2 separate regions of the Homo sapiens genome follow, and region 2 is linked to region 1. A link is an interaction called in ENCODE POLR2A ChIA-PET data of the cell type or tissue named here. Cell type or tissue: PC-9. All regions are shown on one strand. Links, peaks and the distances in the headings refer to the core of each region. The heading gives the core; the rest is flanking DNA. Region 1 overlaps HLTF (helicase like transcription factor). Region 2 has its middle 21 kb from the start of HPS3.

The links. ChIA-PET counts read pairs that join two places held together with the same protein. Peaks named below come from ENCODE experiments on the same cell type or tissue, not always from the same donor. Only the 100,000 strongest peaks of a DNase experiment are listed, where the experiment ranks them.
Region 2: POLR2A ChIA-PET joins it to region 1 with 5 read pairs; 3 of 35 experiments call an interaction of 5 or more read pairs at or near these places.

Annotation. Positions count from the first base shown.
Region 1 is chr3:149,040,930-149,046,311 of GRCh38, reverse strand. HLTF (helicase like transcription factor) reads left to right here. Exons shown (of 25, transcript NM_003071.4): 18 at 53-232; 19 at 4,022-4,146; 20 at 4,644-4,822. Among named protein-coding and RNA genes, the nearest start is that of HLTF-AS1, 43 kb to the left of the region's middle. In PC-9, for the core only: no CTCF peak of the experiment used is centred there; no DNase peak of the experiment used is centred there; H3K27ac peaks cover 1,914 bases.
Region 2 is chr3:149,106,438-149,111,819 of GRCh38, reverse strand. No RefSeq gene overlaps it. Among named protein-coding and RNA genes, the nearest start is that of HPS3, 21 kb to the left of the region's middle. In PC-9, for the core only: no CTCF peak of the experiment used is centred there; no DNase peak of the experiment used is centred there.

The DNA of each region.
Region 1 (5,382 bases), core at 212-5,211:
CAATTTATGTAGAAATTAAAAGTTACATAATTATTTGTTTTATTCTGATTAGGCGTTTACAGTCCCTAATTAAAAATATTACACTTAGAAGAACAAAGACAAGCAAAATTAAAGGAAAACCTGTTTTGGAGTTACCAGAACGTAAAGTATTTATTCAGCACATTACACTTTCAGATGAAGAGAGAAAGATTTATCAGTCTGTGAAAAATGAAGGCAGAGCCACTATTGGAAGGTATGGAGAAAGAAAACCATGTTAAAAATTAGTTTTTGTTTACTTTGTTTCCCATTCACTGAATGACATTATTTAGATGTGTTAGCAATAGTTTGAAGTATACTGAAAGATAATTTGCTTCTATGAATTACAGTGTTTTTTACAAATCAATAAAGTGAATGAAATAATAGTATAATTCACCAGGTAAGTAATTTTTTAAGTTAGGAAATAATTTAAAGCTTACTTTAAATGACAAGTTCTCAATTGCTAGCCAGAAGATTTTGCTTGCTTCTATTTCCAAAATCGTATGGAAATCTGGAAATAGGAACTGATGAAATAGGTTTAACAAGAAGATTAAGGATTGGTAGAAGGTATGAAATTCTGGTCCAAGCAAGATCAGGTTTAATGTGAGCCCACAGGGAACAGAATGAATAAGAGACAAGTGAAAGCAGAATAGGACTGTGAAAGGGGAATCTTCAAAACATAAAAACTTCAGTGAGGTAGGTACAAAGCAGGTTTGATAGGAATTAGAGAGAGTGGGAAAGATTGTTCTAAGCAGCAGATTTCTGAGTTCAAAATCTTCTTTCTTTTCATATTCTTTCAACAAAAATTTATTAAGTGCCCACTGTGTGCCAGGCACTTATACCCATTGGGATACAGCAGAATAAAACAGACAAAAATGCCTGCACTCGAGGAATTTATATTTTAATGGGAAGAAACAGATAATTTAAAAACATGATTAAGTTTTAAGGAATAAAGCAACGAAAGGGGATGGGGAATGCCAAAGCTGTTTTAGTAGGGTATTAAGGAAGACCTCACTGAGAAGATGATATATAGGTAAAGATCTAAAGGAGATTGGGATTAAGGGGTGTTTCAGCCAGAAGGAAGAGCAAGTGTAGATGCTCCCAGTTGGGAACATGCCTGGTGAGCTTGAAGAATAACAGAGAAGCAAGTGTGGCTGGATAGTATGAACGAGAGAAAATAGTCATGATATCAGAGATTTATTGGAATGGGGGTATGTAACGCATATGTCAAGGACTTTGGCTTTTACTTTTTATGACAGGAAACCTTAAAGGGTTTTGAGCCAGGAGAGGGACGTAATCTGATTTATATTTTTAAAAGATCACTCTGGCTGCTGTGCTCAGATTTAGGTTATTTGAATAGGAATAAGGTCAGAAGTAGGGAGACCAGTGGCAGTCAAAGCAAGAGATGATGGTGGTTTTTACCATAGTAGTGATAAAGGGAGTGAGAAATGATTAGATTCTGTTAAATTGTGAACGTAGAACCAACAGAACTTGCTGGTTGATATGTTATGGCATGTGAAAGAGGAATCAAAGATAACTTCAAGCCTTTTTACCTGCATAAGTGGAAGGCTGGAATTGCTGTTTACCAAGACAGGTCTATGGGAAGAGCAGAGATTTTTTTAAGCTAAGATCAGAAGCTCAGTTTTGGACACATTGATCATAGGATGCCCGTGAATTTTCCAAGTAGAGATATCAAATAATTAGTTGGATAGGAGAGTCGAGTTCAAAGTCAGCTATGTGTGGATGGTAATTAAAGCCATGAGATCACCAAGGGAGTGAGTAAAGTGAAAGAGATCTAACTGTGAAGATAGCAATGGCTGGTGAAATAGGAGGAAGGAAGCTTCTAATATTTAGCACATGGTAGGCACTCAAAAGAGATCTCTTAAATTGAAATGCTGAGTATCAGTAAGATATGACCATGCCAGGGAATAATTAGTGTTAGTAAAGGTTATTCTATTTGAAAAAGTTGAAAAAGATTAACTTTATTGAAACTGTTCTCAGAAAATAAGTTATTTTTAAAGTATTCTTTTTAATAGGCTATATATTTACTAACATTTATTTAGCACTCACTAGGTGTTATACATTGATCTTAGTGCTTTAAATGTATTCACAGCAATCCTATTAGGTCAGTATAATTATCCACATCTTATAAGTGAGGAAACTGAGGCACAGAGCAGTTTAGGTGACTTACACTGTTGTCACACAGCTAGTGAGTGACAGGACAGATTAACTCTGGCACTTTGGTTTAGAGCTTGTAAGTTTAATCTTTGTATTATTTTGCCTATTCCTTGCATTCTTGAATATTCAGAAATGTTTGTTGCCATAATACTACCAGTACTAATACTAGCAACAGATTCATGTATAGCACTTAATATAGTCCAGGCACTATTTTAAATACTTTACATGTATTAAATTAAATAACAGTAGTTGTATGAGGTAGGTACTTTTACAATGCCACTGTTAGAACTGAGGAAGCTCAAGACATAGGTTAAGCAACCTGTCCAAGGTTACATAATTAAATTGGCACAGCCAGGTTTTGAATTCATGACCAGCTAGCTCTAAAAATTTGTACTCTTAGCCGTTAGGCTATATTTCTTCTGTTGCCTTAAAATACTTAAATATCAGATGGCCTGGTTATATAATTTTTGGATCACCCATTTCCTTAAGAATCTATGTTGTCATTGTACCACTGTATTTTGTATAGAATGTTTCTGTGGGGAAGCCTGGTTTTTTTTTTTTTTTTTTTTTTCCCTCTGAAGTTCAGCAACTTCTTTGTTGACTTTCCCCTGGGACATGTGATATTATTTAAATCTTTAGATTCCAGGCTTTTCCCCCCTTCTCTTTCCTGGAAAGCTTTCTTTAAATATTGTTTTCTGTTCCATTATTTTATTTCTCTCTGTGTATGTTAGATGTCTTTTATCTGTGTTCCATAGGTATCATTTTATTTCTGATCTTTTACATTTTTTTGTTTAATTTTGATTTTCTCAGTCCTGTTTCCTACATCCTTTTCTATGTTTTTATCAGTGACTAGTCTTTTTTTATATTGGCTTATATTGGTTTCAGTGTGACTTTCATTTCTCTGATGATTCACTGTTTTCTTTCACTTTCTTGAGCCATACCAGCTCATCTTTCATCTCTTCCTGTTCTCTTGCCATATTTTTTCAAAGCTCTTTGTCTTTGCTTTAAGATTTTTTTTTTTTGGAGGAATTGTTTTATTGAGTGGTGTTAAATTGTGACAGTATCCTTGGTCATAATTTTTATTTGCTCTGTGGCAACATTTTTCTGCTGAGTTTTCTTTCACTGCCATGTGTCCCCTACCTTTGCTCTCTGCTGATTATTACTTATATTTGAATATCTTGAGTTCTTCTTGGACTAGCTATTTGCTAGTCCAGATATACAAAAGGGAAAGGTCACAATCATGTCCCCGACCAGCAGGAAATAACCCAATTTACTTAAGACTCAGGGTTACATGTTGAGTTACTTTAGGTTTTATTAGTACACATAAACAGAGATCAGAAACTTTAGGGGTGCTTGGAGTGTAGAGTGCTGTGCCCATAGTCTTTTTTTGAAAATACAGTGCACCTGTATGTTTCTGTATTCAGTTTACCTTCCCTCTTTTTTTGATATAAATTTCTCCATGGAAGCTCAAGTCACCAAGCATGCACCCTGTTCCTGTTTCTGCACATGAGAGGTATTGATTTTCCCCTCAGGGCATGCCATCCATTTTAAAGAATTGTGTTTTGGCAGCTCTGTTTGAGATCTGCAGTCATCCCTCTCAGCATCTTCCTATCTGACTTAGACTGCAATTGGCAGCCATTTCTCATATATTGTGCCTTATTGTTATAGATCTCTCTTGGTTTTATTAGAGTTGCTTTTCTGCTTTTCATTCTTGTTTTGGAGTAATTTCTAGAGAAGAAAAGAAAAATGCCATTTTACTCTGCTGTTTTAGAATAGGAAGTTATTATTGTTTAGCGGACTTAATAATATTTGACATTTTAATCTCTAGGTATTTTAATGAAGGGACTGTCCTGGCACATTATGCAGATGTCCTGGGTCTTTTGCTTAGACTGCGGCAAATTTGTTGCCATACTTACCTTCTTACAAATGCAGTGTCTTCCAATGGCCCCTCAGGTAGGTAAATTTGATTGCTTCATATCATTGTATTTGTCAGAGATACTTAAATAAGAGTGATAAATTTTTTTTATGTGGCATACATTTAGTTTATTTTGTTCTGTCAAATGGAGATTGCTTTTAGTGTGAGACTCAGCTAGGAATACATCCAATAATTTTTTTACCAATGAAATGGAATTATAATGAGGTCTTTCCAGGAATTCCGGTGATAGATACCCTTTGATGAAAGATTCATATTGGATCTGCCTTTTATTGTGTGGTGGTATGTTATTGTCATGTTATAATGATGCTTCTCTATGAGGTATATTATGTGAGTTGGCTACTATTTTGGCTTCTGAATGTTTCTTAAATTTCAAATTTAAATTATGCTTTTTGCCTATGGCAGAAAATGATGAGAGACTTTCCCTACTGGCAAGCGAAACTTTTCCTTATAAGATAGATTAACTTGTCATATTACAAACCTTGCTCTGAAATTAATTTTTCAGCCTTTTCTCTAGGAAATGATACACCTGAAGAACTGAGAAAGAAGTTAATAAGGAAGATGAAGTTAATTCTGAGCTCAGGTTCAGATGAGGAATGTGCAATTTGCCTGGATTCTTTAACAGTTCCTGTGATAACACATTGTGCACATGTATTTTGTAAACCCTGTATTTGCCAAGTCATTCAGAATGAGCAGGTTAGTTTTTTGCTCAGTACAGGTTCAGTGTTTGATAGAGTAGTGTACCTGTCTTTAATATAATAAAAGATAGTATATGGAGTTTTGCACTTGGATTTAATAATATACCTTTGATAGTTAATTATTCCAGTATTTTAATAGGTGATATATTTCTTCTAATGCAACATTTGCAACATAAAAAGATGTTCACAGTCAATATCTTAATTCCGCTGTTTATATCATTGCTGTTCAATAAATGGATTGATAATGTGAGACACAAAGATAATTTTCAGTTTTCTAGTAGTCATACTCTTAAGTAAAAAGAAACATTAAGCTAATTTTAATACATTTGTATTTAACCCAATATATCTAAAATATAAAAAGTATTAATGTGCTTTTTACAAAAAACTAAATCTTCAGAATTTGGTGGTGGTGTATACTTACAGCACACCTCAATTTGGCTTAGCCACATTTCAAGGACGTAATTGCCCCATGTGATTATTGGCTATTGTGTTGGATAAGGTAGGTCTAGATTCTTTTGTGTGGTAGAATTTTTTTGAAGTTGACTAGTCTGTTAAGCA
Region 2 (5,382 bases), core at 198-5,197, 66 kb before region 1:
CTCCCTCTCAAAAAAAAAAGAAAAAAAAGAAAGTTACAGATATGAAGATGTGTTTTTGGTAAGGAAGGGTATAAAGAAAAGAGAATACTTTCATATGAGAAAGGATGGTAAATTGTAAGGTAAATTTTTGTCCTAAAGTAAAATGACTGGTTATTTAAAAAAAAAAAGTTGAAAAAGCTTAGATAGTAAAATATTCTTTAAAAGCTGATAGAAAATTGGAGAAATTCAGTGAATTAACACTGTTCATAAAGTTCTTAATCTCGAAGAAAGTAAAATAAGAAAATATTGTAAAGAAATACATTGGCAGTTTGGCCATTCTTTTTTAATAAAGTTAAGCATGAAGCCAGATTTAGTTAGCATGGAGCCAAATTTCACATATATGCTTGCATTGCTTCACACTATTTTTGCTATTCTGCATAGACAGTTTCAGCACTAAAGTACTTACTGGTCATGTACCTAAAGTGAATTTCTCAATTGCAAAAAATACATAATGGTATTGGTGGACTTAAAGACATTAAATTGTGTACCAGGAACAAAATATTCATCATTTGTTTTTGTAGGCTCTGGGCAATACTATAGCCTCCTGGGTAAACCAAGTAAGAGAAAAATTGGGGAGTGGTTTCCTCTTTGTTTTTTTTTCTTCTAATTTTCATTTATTTGCTGTTTTTTCTCCTTTGCATTTTGCTTATATAAACACATAAAACACCATTGATTTTTTTTAGTTTCTAACGGAAGGCTTTTATTTGGTTCTATGAATAGTCATTTTGTTTCCTATGGATTTCCAAGAATTCACTATCTGCTCTATTTATCCAAAAATTCCTAAGCTACCATTATCAAGCCTCTAAAAATTGATAGAGGATACCAGGTATTTGAAATTTGATTGGTTTTGCTACTTCTGATGCTCCCAAGAGCTATGAGAGCTTTAGGGTTCCTGGTGAAAAAAATTACATAAAAGACTTTTATAAGTTCTAAGCAGAAATAGTACATTATATATCTTATTTGGAAAAGTAGATGAGAATAAGATTTTCTAAATGGTGTTTGTTTCCAAAGAAATTCAATTCACTTAATAATTTGAATTGATTTCAGATCTTTTCCTTTAGGTCATGAGGACAAACTGTGATATGGGTGCAAAGTTTTAATGTTCAGGAAAGATTAGCCTTGTTCTTTTTTTTTGGAGACGGAGTCTCACTCTGTCACCCAGGCTAGAGTGCAATGTCGTGATCTTGTGTCCGGAATTGGTGGGTTCTTGGTCTCACTGACTTCAAGAATGAAGCTGCAGACCCTCACAGTGAGCGTTACAGTTCTTAAAGGCGGCGTGTCTGGAGTTTGTTCTTTCTGATGGTCGGATGTGTTCGGAGTTTCTTCCTTCTGGTGGGTTCATGGTCTCGTCTCGCTGGCTGCAGGAGTGAACCTGCAGACCTTCACGGTGAGTGTTACAGCTCTTAAAGCGGCACATCTGGAGTTCTTCGTTCCTCCCAGTGGGTTCGTGGTCTCGCTGGCTTCAAAAGTGAAGCTGCAGACCTTGGCGGTGAGTGTTACAGCTCATAAAGGCAGTGTGGACCCAAAGAGCGAGCAGTAGCAAGATTTATTGAAAAGAGCGAAAGAACAAAGCTTCCATGGTGTGGAAGGGGTCCCAAGTGGGTTGCCGCTGCTAGCTCAAGCAGCCTGCTTTTATTCTCTTATCTGGCCCCACCCACATCCTGCTGATTGGTCCATTTTACAGCAAGCCGATTGGTCTGTTTTACAGAGAGCTGATTGGTCTGTTTTGAGAGGGTGCTGATTGGTGTGTTTACAATCCCTGAGCTAGGCACAAAAGTTCTCCACGTCCCCGCTAGATTAGCCAGATGCAGAGTGTCGATTGGTGCATTCACAAACCCTGAGCTAGACACAGGGTGCTGATTGGTGTGCTTACAAACCTTGAGCTAGATACAGAGTGCCGATTGGTGTATTTACAATCCCTTAGCTAGACATAAAAATTCTCCAAGTCCCCACCAGACTCAGGAGCCCAGCTGGCTTCACCCAGTGGATCCTGCACCCGGGCTGCAGGTGGAGCTGCCTGCCAGTCCCCTGCTGTGCACCTGCACTCCTCAGCCCTTGGGTGGTCGATGGGACCGGTGGCTGTGGAGCAGGGGACGGTGCTCGTTGGGGAGGCTCGGGCTGTGCAGGAGCCCACAGCAGGGGGTGAAGGGGGGAAGGCTCAGGCATGGTGGGCTGCAGGTCCTGAGCCCTGCCCCACGGGAAGGCAGCTGAGGCCCGGCGAGAAATTGAGTGCAGCAGCAGCTGCTGGCCCAGGTGCTAAGCCCCTCACTGCCCGGGGCTGGTGGGGCCGGCAGGCCACTCCGAGTGTGGGGCCCGCCGAGCCCACGCCCACCCAGAACTCGCACTGGCCTGCAAGCCCCGCTTGCGCAGCCCTGGTTCCCGCCCATGCCTCTCCTTCCACACCTCCCCGCAAGCTGAGGGAGCCAGCTCTGGCCTTGGCCAGCCCAGAAAGGGGCTCCCCACAGTGCAGCGGTGGGCTGAAGGGCTCCTCAAGCATGGCCAGAATGGGCGCCGAGGCTGAGGAGGCGCCAAGAGTGAGCAAGGGCTGCCAGCACGCTATCACCTCTCAATCTCGGCTCACTGCAACCTCCATCTCCCGGGTTCAAGTGATTCTCCTGCCTCAGCCTCCCAAGTAGCTGGGATTACAGGCATGCACCACCATGCCTGGCTAATTTTGTATTCTTAGTAGAGACAGGGTGTCACCATGTTGGTCAGGCTAGTCTTGAACTCCACATCTCAGGTGATCTGCCCGCCTCTGCCTCCCAAAGTGTTGGAATTACAGGCATGAGCCACTGTGCCCAGCCAGCCTTGTTCTTAAAGAATTCCATTGACCAGGATTTCTCTGTAATTGCTTTAGTTGCATTAACCATTATTAAAATTAAGTGACAGTCACTTCAATTAAGTAGTAATTTTTTTTTTAAGGGGAGACTTTCTAGTGATCTTTGATCCTAAGCTTTTTATCACTGTTAGGGCTTCATGTGTGTACTTGAAAATAAAATATGTACAAATGTTAAATTGGTTTGAAGATTTTAGTGGTGAAAGTTACCTAATCAGTTGTTAGTACTATATCTACAAACCAATCTTGGAAATGCATGATGATGCTCGTTGAAATAGCTGAAAATAAATTATTGTGTGCTTGTTCTTACTTTGTGCCTGTTTTGTAGTACAGAATTTAAGGGAAGGGAGATAATTTATCTTCATACTGAGTTTCCAGAACTGATATTTGCATTTGCTTTTTATTTTTATTTTTTATTTTTAATGATGGAGAGAAAGGTTAGCTGTTTTACTTTGGTGAGTTGGCATAGGACCTATCACTTTTTGATGCTTTTGGTCATAGATCTATCACAGAATGCTAGCAATTAGACACATGCCATGAGTAATCTAACTACTTTAATACGGTGGTTGGAAGTGGTGCAGGCAGTAACTCCTATACACCAAATTATAGTGTTTTAATTTGTAACATGTTAGAGAGAGTGATAGGAATTTCTGCAGTATAAATATCCTGTTAACTAATGCTTGTGCTGTTAAGGGCTTTGACTCCTGGATCTGAAGAAGGCACTTACCCCTTTAAATTTTGAGCATTGACACCAATTGAACTATCGTCTTCAGATGCAAGAGAAGGCAACAATCAAAATTAACTGCTTTCATGAGACACAGGGCTGGAAATTAAAACTAAGCAATCCCTCTAGGCCCAGGGACTATAGTGGAAGAGGTGGGCGCGTGAGATTGTAAGTGCTGATTTTGAATAATAAGATTAGAGTGTTTCTGTAAATTAAACATTAATATCAAAAGCATACTGATGCAAGCCAGCATCTGGGACTGTGTGTCAGAATAACAGGGTTTTCTTGGAGCATTAATCAGTTATTTAATAAAAAATTGTAAAAGGTTATAAAAAGTTTATGGAGGCCAGGCGCGGTGGCTCACGCCTGTAATCCCAGCACTTTGGAAGGCCAAGGCGGGCGGATCACGAGGTCAGGAGATCGAGACCCTGGTGAAACCCTGTCTCTACTAAAAATACAAAAAATTACCCAGGTGCTGTGGCGGGCGCCTGTAGTCCCAGCTACTTGGGAGGCTGAGGCAGGAGAATGGCATCAACCCGGGAGGCAGAGCTTGCAGTGAGCCGAGATTGCACCATTGCACTCCAGCCTGGGTGACAGAGCAAGACTCTGTCTCAAAAAAAAAAAAAAAGTTTATGGAAATCTTACTTTATGGTCAAACTGATTAAAATTAGATAGATTTGTTTATAAGGTTTTATTTAAATCAGCTTTAGTATTAATAATATACCATACAAATGTAAAATTTGGTTTTCTCTTTTAAACAACATTTTCACGTAAGAGATCTTAAGAGATTTGTGTTTACCTTTTAAGTAAACTGCAGGAAAAAAAATGGACGGGGGGAGACACATTTAGTTGGCTTCGTGTTGAGTTTATTAGGTGTTATTGTTTGGGAAACTGAGTCTGTCTATCAAAGAGTAAATATTTTTGTTTTATCATTTCAGCTAGATGAATGACTATTTCATAATGACCTATGATCCTATTTTGTGATATGAAGTGTCTTAAACCTTTGACAGACTCCAAGAGTGGAATTTCAGGTTTTAAATTCAATCTTTTTGACCTTAAACAAACTTTTTTGGATATTAGGTTCCCTGAAGTCACCTGTCTCTCTCCAAGAGAGATATATTAGGCTTATTTGTTCTGTTAGAATTATTCAGGAAGCATTGTCAAATCTGAGGTGATAGTTAGCTTCCTTTGGGTCATATTTCTAGATGTGTTGCCAATGTATTCCAGGATTGTATGAGACTCCTAAAATTCTGGTATGTCTTAATATATGTTGTCAGTAATAATTATGATTATTAAATTGTTGTACGCCATGGAAATAACCAAATTATCTTGTCAACTGTGTCTTTATGGCCATGCTAAGTTTTGCCATCTACAATTGTTGTTTTGCTTTGATCCTTCTCAAAAAGTGACTTATAATTAGCTACAGTCCAGGGCTTGCTTCTTTGGGGGAGTTCATGAAAGGACTCTGAGTGCAGGTTTCTGATAACTTTGGAGATTGTGCCATTACATTAGAAAGAAAACTTCCAGGGCACTAATTGAAAGGCTGGTATGTTCATAAAGATTGCTAACCCATTATGAAGCAGAGCAAGAGTTAACTGTATGGACTGAACTAATGGAGGACTGAAATAATTTTTATGGCTTTTTTTGTTTGAAATATTGCTGATTCTTTTTGTTTTTTTCAGAGTCTGGAGAAATTTTTTTGTTTTGAGCTATTTGTAGCCTAAATATACTGAGTAGAATATACTTTTGTAAACAGACTTTGAGGCATATTTCTCTTTCTGCC